Regions from separate parts of the Mus musculus genome. Here region 1 is linked to region 2. Evidence: chromatin contacts called from ENCODE POLR2A ChIA-PET data. All regions are on one chromosome and are shown on one strand. Each heading gives the region's core, a stretch centred on a gene start or an enhancer-like site at or near the end of the contact. The rest is flanking DNA. Distances are from core to core; before and after follow the strand shown.

Region 1 (5,082 bases), core at 2,365-4,864, 43 kb before region 2:
GGATAATAGGGTGAAAGTGTTGCAAAGCCTGGCAAAGCCGTGATAGACTGCCACACAGAGGGACCTGCCGCCTCAGCCACTCTGCTGCTTGAGATGCTCTCCCAGAACCTAACTGAGACGGTCCATTTATTGATTGATGTGTAACAAATGACCACAGAATTAGTGGCTTGAATCAGTATGTCATTTATTTTGTTCATAAATTGTAAATTGCATAGGGCTCATCCCATGACGTTTATCCCTAGTGCAGCATCAGCTAGGGTAGCCTAAAGGTTAAAGATGATGAAATGGGGTGCTGGAGAGATGGCTCAGTGGTTAAGAGCACTGGATGCTCTTTCAGAGGTCCTGAGAGCAATTCCCAGCAACCACATGGTGGCTCACAACCATCTGTAATGGGATCTGATGCCCTCTTCTGATGTGTCTGAAGAGAGCGACAGTACTCACATGCATGAAATAAATAATAAATCTTTTTTTTTTAAGATAACAAAATGGTTAGGGTCAGAATGATCTGAAATGACAGCATTAGCAGTCAGTGGGACCTCAGCTAGGGAATAAGGCCATGATTTTTATGTCATGATGCCTGAGTACCAAGAGTAAGAATCCTAAAAGAGCAAGACAAGGATGTATGTGATACTTTATGCCTTTAGCCTAAGAAGCTACGGGATTTTATGTGTGTGTTTGTTTGTTTGATTGACTGATTGATTGATTGATTCCCCCCCCCCCCATAGTCCTGGGGATAGAACACAGGGCCATGTATGTACAAGGTGTGATGGTTTGAGTAAGAATGTCCCCAGAGGCTCATGTATTTGAATGCTTTTGTCATCAGGGAGTGGCACTAGTTGAGAAGGACTAGGAGGTGTGGCTTTATTGGAGTAAGTTTGTCACTGGATGGGCTTTGAGCTTTCAATAGCCCGAGCCAGGCCCCATAGCACATTCTTCCTGATGCCTGAGGATCAGGCTATGGACCTCTCAGCACCTGTCTGCCTGTGTGCCACCGTGCTCCATGCCATGCTGAAACTGATGAAACCTCTGAAACTGGAAGCAAGACACATTTACATGCTTTCTTTCTCATAAGAGTTGCTGTGGCCATTCCTGTTGTGATTCCTTGATTAGATCTTGTCCTGTTGCCTGGGCATCTTATTTCTACCTCAGCCCCTTGGCCTTTTGATTCTGCCCTCTAAATTACCTTTTTTTAAAGCAAAAACTGTGTTTGTTTGTTTGTTTGTTTGTTTGTTTGAGACAGGGTTTCTCTGTCTAGCCCTGGCCATCCTGGAACACACTCTGTAGACCTGGACATCCTGGAACTTACAGGGATCTGCCTGCCTTTGCCTTCCTGGTGCTGGGATTAAAAGCATGTACTACCAGGTCTTAGTAGCTTAAAAAAAAAAAGCTCATTGTGTGGTCAGCCCTAAGTGGCCCACTTTATTACTTCCTCGAAGGCTCAAGGAACATAGTGTAGGAGTGGGTGGAAAATATGTAAGAGCTAGAGGACCAGAAGCAGCACTGGGAAATGCTGTCTTCTAGACGTGAGTGGCCATTGCACTCAGGAGCTCACATCATCTGTGGTTCCCTGCCCTGAGCTATTAACACCGCATCATGGAAAGGGTGGCGCTCAGGAGTCCCCACTCCCCTAGGAGCTATGGTAGTTGGTGGCAGCTGGGGTAGGGAGTTATTTTTCTTCTGCTGTGTAACCCATGCTCCTATAAATAATCCTATACCCATGCTGATGCAGACAGCCCTAATTAACCTCAGTGGATTTTTTTTAATGAAAGTAGGAGGGTAACTTGTAAGGCAGAAGGGGTTCAGAGGGGGTGGAGTGTGCTGAGAGAAGGCAGTGGGCAGGGGATATGACAGAATGCATACAAGTTACCTTACCTATACTTTTATATGAAAAGGTAGCTCATTCTGGCCAGCAAGGGTCCTCAGAGAGAAAAGGAACTTGCCGCAAGCTCAGAGCTGAATGACCTGAGTTTAATCATTCCTGGGCCCCGCATGGTGGAAGGAGAGAAATAACTCCTGCAAATTGTCCTCTGGACCTCTGCACACAAGCACACATGAACACACACATGTATAAAATAAGAAGTATCTCATTCTTACAGATGATTAATTTCCTCAGTCTGCTTCATTGTATTTCAGAGATGCAAAGTCGTCTTTCCATTGTGTAGTGTCATCTGCTCTTTTCAGTTCAAACTCATGAACTTCCTTTAAAAACTTCCTGCCTTCCTTCCAAGACCAAGTGGGGCACAGATAGGGCTCAGATGTGTTTTGTGGGAGTAAAAAGGAGAGTTTACTCATAGACCCACAGCAACCTCTTTCTTAGATTTCTTGTAAGTCTCTGTAGACCACGGCCTGCTTGTAGCTTCAATGGAGGCCTGAGGCTTTCTGTATCCTTAAGGGTTCTTAATCATTTGAGATTGACCAGCAGTAAAGCCAATATGTTACCCCATGCTTACCTCTCTATTGGAACTCTTTTAGAGTGGGTTGTCAATGGAAGTTTTTGAGCTTTTAGGCCAAGAAACAAAATACTCGTCTTGCTGATAGGACTCAGGCTATGTTCCTCCTTTTTTTTCTTCCTGTGTTCACAGTACAGGGGTCACACTGAGAATGCCATTCCCAGAGTTGAGGCCATCATTGAGTTGTAGGAGAATGCTCCTACTCGGGGAGGCAATAGCCCATCTCGGATGAGCAGCCTTAGAATGGTTAATGCCTAACTCCAAGGCCGTTTCGTTTGAAGCACACTGAACACCAATTGAGTGGCCCCTCCCCCCAAAGAAGGCTCACTTTCTAGTGTTCACAACACATCCTGATGCCTCTGATAGGACGTGGCACCTAGGACTTTCTCCCAAATGCTTCCTTCCAATGTGACCTTTTCCTTTCTTATAGTAGTCCCTCTGGCTATCCCCTCAATCTCCCCCACTCCAAGTCTACCTGCAACTTCAAGGGAGCAGAGTTTAGAAGTGCACTGGCAGCCTTCTCCAAAAAAGTTCTGGGTGTACGTAGTAATATGTAGGGCATTTTTTGACACAAATGCTTCCTGCCGTTAAGAGAATCAGCTGTGCATGCCTGTAATCCAAGCACTTGGAAGCAGAGTCGGGGGATCAGGAATTGAAGGTCAACCTCAACCACATAGGGAGTTCAGGGTCAGCCAGGCACACAGGAGACCCTGTCCTCAGGAGAGAGAAAGGAGGAAAAAGAGAACGAAAGCAAAAGAAGGAAGGAAAGAGGGCCCACACTAGGGCTGGGTTACATTTGCAACAAAGGGACTAGTTTGCATTTTAAAGCACAACTTCTGTCTGCATGTGTGGAAGCATACACACACATTGCTTTCTCTTTAAATATGTTCTATTTCCATACCTCAGTTCATACACTTTAAAAAAAAATGACTTACTTGTCTTAAATATTTATCTCCATGCATGTGTGTTTATATTCTTACATTCTTTTCGATTTCCTGTGTACATTCCCCCACCCCCTTTGCTTTTATCTGTTTTTCTAACTCCCTGTCTCCTGAAAATGTTTATTTTGGCAAGTTGTTTGCCATGGTGTTGGCATCTGTGTCCGTGTCAAGCAATAGAACTGGCTGCCGCTGACAAGCCGTGGCACGTAAGGTACCCAGCTCCACAGTGGCTGCCTCCCCAGGGCAGGCTCTGGGACTGAGAACACAGTAAGCTGTCAAAGAGCAACATCGTGGGTGTGTATTAGTGGCTTTGTATTTGCTTTTGTCTGTACTTCTCTTGATGTTTGGGAATTATTCATAGTGTTCATTTTCATAACTTGATACCATCTTAGTCATATAATTGGTGCCTGGAGATAATTAGAAAAAATGTTTTATAAAGAACTCAAGATTTAGAGAATATAGGTGACCTGCAGTAAGCAAAACAAGGAACTTGACAGAACCAGATTCAGATGTCTAGGCGGTTGGTCTGCTATTCAGTTGTTGCTGTGTGGGGGAGGGATTTGGACTGACAGCCTTAGTAGTACACTCGATGTTTTGTATATCTTTCTGTGTTTATCAGGGACATTTATAGACAAAGGCTAGAGCAGGCATAAAGGAAACCAAGGTTTTCACTGCTTATCTTTTCATTCATTCGTTCATTCATTCATTCAATCACTTACTCACTATAAAAGATTATTACATTTAGGTGCAGGGGATAACAAGATCTAATAGGACAGTGTCATACTTTCAAATAAGTCTATTTGTGACTAGTTAAGGAGATATGTTGGTAAACAGTCTGATATAGACATGTCTAGCCTGCAGCTTATGATCCACATATATCCCAGGATACTTACGAATGTGGCCTAGTATATTTATAAATGACATCACGTTGTAATGTCAAGGTTGGATACCCTTGTAAGTATTATATCATAATAGATATTTTTCTAGCCACAGTGGAGGGATTAAAAATTGGCCAGATCCACCTGGGTGAAGCGAGTAGCGTTAAAGAAATCTAGAGGCTTGACGTAACTTTGGCTGGAATGCAGGATTGGTGTGGAAGGATATACAGTGTGAGTAAAAACCAAATCATGGGGACCCTGTCAGCCTTGCTTTTAGTCTGCAGATACTAGGGGATTTCAGCAAGATGAGAAGATGGACTAGAACAAGGTTCAGACTAAGGCAAAGGGAAATCAAGAGAATGTTTTCAGTCCTGGTGGGAAGAAAAGATCTGAACAGAGGAAGTATCAGCAGCAATGGGAATGGGGGTAGGGGCTGTGAGAGGTGTGGGGAGCAGGATTGATGGGATGGAGTAGTAGGTGTGTTGGGGAGCAGGATGGATCCGGATGTGAGGAGGAGGAGGAAGAGGAGGAGGAGAGAAACATAGACCTTTTGGCCCTTCATTATCTATAATGGTAAAACCAGAGATAAGGAAGCACAGAATGGCATAGGGATAGCTCGGATGGATGGCCAAGGAAAGCCAACTCTGTTAGGTGGCACACACAGAAAAAGAAAGAGAAGGTGGTAGGCATTGTCTTTCTGCTCTCTGCTGAGTCTGAATGCCTACAATAGTGCCTGGAGTGTACCTGCTATAGAGTATACTGTGTGAGTGAAGAGCCAAGCTGTGCCTCACGCTTGAGGTGTGTATAGATGCA
Region 2 (4,771 bases), core at 341-2,840:
TGTTCAATTCCCAGCAACCACATGGTAGCTCACAACCATCCATACATAATGGGATCCGATGCCCTTTTCTGTTGTTTTTCTCTGAAGAGTGTTCTCATATACATAAAATCTTTTAAAACGAATGGCAAGTCAGTTCACTCACTGATCGAACAACATCAATGATGGGAGCAACTCCAGTCTTGTTTTTTGCCGCATTGACCCGTGTCTGCTCGCTGACCAATGTCCACAGTTTATCCAGGTTGACTGTTGGGCAGAAGCTCTGGTTCCTCTTCAAGTGGTAATGCCGCATACCAACTTTCCCAAAGTAACCTGGGTGACTGGGGAGGGAAGGCAACCATCTTCAGAGCCTCACTGAGAAAACTTATCTTTGTAGTTGTCTCCTAGTGAGTGTAAGTGTTCACTACTGTAAACATTGACACAGCAGGCACCAGATACAATTTTTGAACTAAAAGTCAGGTCACTCAGTAGCACCCCCACTCCTTAAAGGATTCCCTAAATAGGGTGCAACGTAACTTTGAATGGGTTAACTTGACATATGTCACTAACCTGGTGACTGACTGTGCCAGAAAGTCCACACAGCCAGTGAATAAGGTCAGCAGTTATTCTTCGAGGACTTAAGCACACTAAGGCAACAAGCAATACCTGAGCGTGACTCTAGCCTCGGACAGGTCCCCTCAGTTCAAGTGCAGCGTTTACTTGCTAAAGCTAGCCATACCAAATGGTAAGAAGCCCGTTTCCAGGGAGACACCGTCCTAACTCACCCCTTCAGCCCCCACTTCCAAAACACTCACTATTTGTCAAAGTTGATCCTGTGGTGGTGCATGCCTCCAGCATTCCCGCGGCCGCCTGGGTGCTTGCGGTGCTTACCTGTCGGCACACAAAGCAACTTGTGTGACTTATAGCTGCTCACATGCCCTTATTCCTGCTCTCAGTTTACCATCCGTTTCTAAGCCCGATTTATCAAGACTCGGGGATAGAAGGAACATTTACGGCATTTCACATCCCAGCGGCATGTGTTTAACTCTCACCCCGCTACCAACATAAAGTAGGGGAACTGCAAGTGTTTCCTTCCACCCACGGATGTCTACTTTCCAACAAAACTCCAAAGGCCAAACGCCGAGGAGGCGCACACTTACCGATGCGGCCGTGGCCGTGGCTCACGTGGCCCCGGAGTTTCCGGGTCTTCCTCAGTCTGGATGGCTGCGTGGGAAAAACAGCAAAGTGGTTAGGCCTGCTTAGAGGATGGGGAGACCGGGGAGAGGGCAGCAATGCCTGCCTGCCCGGATCAGGCCTGCACACGAGGACTTGCCTTCTGGAGCACCGGCTAAGCCGAGGCCGGGACTCAGAGCGTGCTCAGCCGCCCGGGCCCGCACGTCCACGCGATCCCAGCTCTGGTCGGAACACGCGGCCCCACGTTCCTCGCCCCACACCCGAGTGGGTCATCCCGCCCCGCAGGCTACGCCCAGCCATGGAGACCCACTAGGACCATAGCAAGCAGCTGAAAGGCTGGGAAGCAGAGCCCCGACCCTCCGCGATGGAGCGGAGGCCAAGAGAAGACCTACCATGGCGGTGGCAGAAAGGGAAAAGGGAGGAGCTCACGAAGTCTCGCGAGGTAGCAGGCGCGGGGGCGGGACCAATGCTTCATTTCCGGCCAGGAGGCCGGCTTCGGGAAGGGCTCCTGACGTCACGGCTCCCGGCGCCCGCCTCTTCCTTTCCGTGTGGATGGGCGGGGTGAACCGGTGGCGCCCGCCCCCGGAAGCCCCGGTAGCTCCTCCCTAGTCGAGCGCCGCTGCGGCCGGTCATCGTCGGAGTGCACTGTTCTTTTCTGGTGCGGTTGGTTTTTGTCTCCGGGCAGCAATGGCGGTGGCTCAGAGCATCGGCAAGACTTCCGCAGGGCCTCTGACGTCCCTTAAAGGGACACTGCCCTTCTCTTTTGCTCTGGTCCTCTCTTCATGTCCTGCCAAATTTGAACAGCCTTCTGTGCTTCAGGGATCTAGATTCTGTAACTATTTTGTATAAACATCACATTTGAATTTTCTCCAGACTCTGGCTGGTATGCTTTTACTCCCCTGGACCCGAGGTTCCCAGCCCAGCGTGCTCCTCATACAAGTATTTTCCGTGTCGACCTTCTTGGACCTGTTTTGTTACTTGTTTACTCGAACTATCACACTTGTAACTTCTAATTGCCAAGTTACATTTTTCTTCCCGATAGAGCCCAGATTCTCTAAGGGTTCAGGACTGGGCAATTTTGCTTGTTTTCCTTTTAAATCCATGAGTTCCTGGCGTGTAGCCTGCTTGCTAACAAAAGTGGTACACTTGTGCACAAGATTCTAACCCCTTAATCTGTTTTATTGTTTCTTACTTGATCCGTTAAACTAAAGAATATTCTAGTCAAAACTCTCAGAAAGCAGAGTGGGCAAATCCTGTCTGTCTGCTAGCTTCTTGCTCGGTGTTTAGTCCATTACAATCTGGGCAGTTTGACTTTAGCCACACCATTTCCTCAAGATCTTGTATTTGTTTTGAGACAGGGTCTTACTCTGAAGCCAAGGCTGGCCTTGTACCTCCTGACTGCTGGAGTTACACTCCTAATCGATTGGCTAGGCATGATGGTCTCGAACTTTCTCGTGTGGGCTGTAATAGCATATCTATGGCTGTCCTTGTTCAGCTCCTATTCAGGCAGTCCTGTTGGTGATACTATGGGTGTGGCTTCTTACACTCCTAGGACACACAATTTCACAGTAAAGCCTCTGATCTCTGGCTCTTACAGTCTTTCCCTCGCCTTAGGTGGAGGGGTTGTTTTACAGATTTATCCAGTGGGACTGGACTTCACACCTCTGCATTTTGATTGGTTATAGCTTTCTATATCAGTTTCTTTCTGCCTGTTGCAAAGAGAGCTTTCTTTGAGGGCTGAGGACTACCATTTTCTGTTATAAGGACAAATATTAGAACTACCCATGCCTTCACTGCTAGTATCCCAGTACCACTCTTGATTTCCCTAACCTTAACCTTTTGATCCTCCAGTCTTAGCTTCCCATGTTCTGAGATTTTAAGCATGTACCCTCATGACCAACTCTTTCTGAACTCTAAAGAATAGAGGAACTACCTTAGTATTCTACTACTTCCAATAGCACTCCAGGCCACAATGGTAAGACCCCCAACATCCTCAGAGCGCCTTGAACTTTACAAAATCTAGCTTCATTTTTTCATGAGACAAAAGACACAGAACTGGGTGACTTGTCCTAGGTTATAAAGTTGGTAGGGTACAGAGCCTGGACCTAGCCTTCCCCTTCCCTCTCCAGATTCCCCGTTTTTAGTCTCAGTGACCACTCCCTTTTGACCTCACAATACTCTGATCTTCATCTCTCCTTCATCTCACAGGCATTAATCATATACTGCCTAAGTCTAGCAGAAAGAGAGGTTTGAGAGTTGGGATCAAAATTTAAGAAGAGATCTGCTGCTGTCCCATATGTTCAAGGAATGAGCCAAATTACTTAGAAATTACCATTAGGGACGTGATCTATCAATGGAGGAAAGCTAGCTAGGAAGAGCCTTGGGAATAGAGGGTAACATTAAGTGAATTTTAATGGGACCTGGAGCAAGTATCAAGTCAGGGCAAAGAGCAGAACTAGAATCCTGTTTCTGAATAGTTTGCCAAGTGCTTTGGTTATAGATGAGCTACATCCTCTCCTCGGGACACCTGGCTGAACCTTACCCAGTAGTCTTAGTGACAGTTTGATCTCTAGAGTAGAGGGAGTGTTTGGGGAATTTGTCCAGCTGTGGTTTTCTAGACAGCTCCATTTCTTCCTCATTAGGCAACCAGCCCATTGATTCATGGTTCCTGTGCTCGTTCAGCAAAGTTAGCTTCTTCAGGTCTATCAGCCCTGACAAAACAGAGAAGGCTCAGTTCTTTATCTGAAAAGTTGAATAATAGTAGCCATATGTTAAGACATTAGGTCACCTCTCCCTCCCCACTGACCACGACCTTGAACGTGATACATGAGAACTGTTCTTTGTGACAATTCCATGAAGTATATCACAGCCTTGTGACATCGCAGGCATTTGAGCTACTTACTTTGGAGGTTCAGAGCTCAGACAACACTTGTGGAATGAGGCAAAGAGAGATGGTGCCAGGCAGTGGCTGCCTGGGGAGGCAGGTAAATCTCAGATCTCTCCTCTGGTCCTGGCAACACACTATCTTCTGAAAGAGTGCCCTGCTGGCCTCTTTCCTTTTTTTCTCAGGGTTCCTGATTTTCCTTAGGACTTCAGACAGCAGCTGTTCTTGGAAGTATGACCACTTCCAGACCTGTCTTCTTCTCCTTCTCCTTCTCCTTCTTCTTTTTTATTTTTTCATGACAGGGTTTCTCTGTGTAGCCCTGGCTGTCCTGGAAATCACTCTGTAGACCAGGCTGGCCTCAAACTCAGAAATCCGCCTGCCTCTGTCTCCCAAGTGCTGGGATTAAAGGCGTGTGCCACCACTGCCCGGCCTTCTTCCTTTTTTTTTTTTAAGGGATATATTTTCATTTATATGTATGTGTGCTGTTGAGAAGTCAGATGATGTTGGGTCCTCTGGAGTTACAGGTGTGTGAGCCACCCAGCGAGGTCACTGACAAGTGAACTTGGGTCCTCTGGATGAAGGGCAGCCAGTTCTCCTAAGCACCAAGGCATCTCTCCAGCCCCATGCCTTATCTTCTTGCTCTTCATCTTTAATTGGATATTAGGAAAACTTATGTTGCTCTCCTTCTAAAAGGAGACTACTGGCCTGTCATACCAC

The links. ChIA-PET counts read pairs that join two places held with the same protein, here RNA polymerase II (POLR2A).
Region 1: POLR2A ChIA-PET joins it to region 2 with 13 read pairs in embryonic stem cell. The contact joins the enhancer-like site here to the promoter of Rpl27a in region 2. POLR2A ChIA-PET finds 5 or more read pairs at or near these places in 4 of 5 experiments (Patski and embryonic stem cell).

The regions. Positions count from the first base shown.
Region 1 is chr7:109,560,530-109,565,611 of GRCm38, reverse strand. The region is part of intron 2 of Denn2b (DENN domain containing 2B); the gene reads left to right. Among named protein-coding and RNA genes, the nearest start is that of Snora3, 43 kb to the right of the region's middle. Within about 2 kb of position 3,614, at least 1 of the 3 ENCODE cell types and tissues checked has a DNase peak (open chromatin) inside an H3K27ac peak, as active enhancers do.
Region 2 is chr7:109,516,014-109,520,784 of GRCm38, reverse strand. It overlaps Rpl27a (ribosomal protein L27A), which reads right to left and starts at 1,590. Exons shown (of 5, transcript NM_011975.3): 1 at 1,563-1,590; 2 at 1,137-1,200; 3 at 792-867; 4 at 143-317. The coding sequence starts at 1,565. It overlaps Snora3 (small nucleolar RNA, H/ACA box 3), which reads right to left and starts at 653; the gene lies at 534-653. It also overlaps a transcript of Trim66 not described here.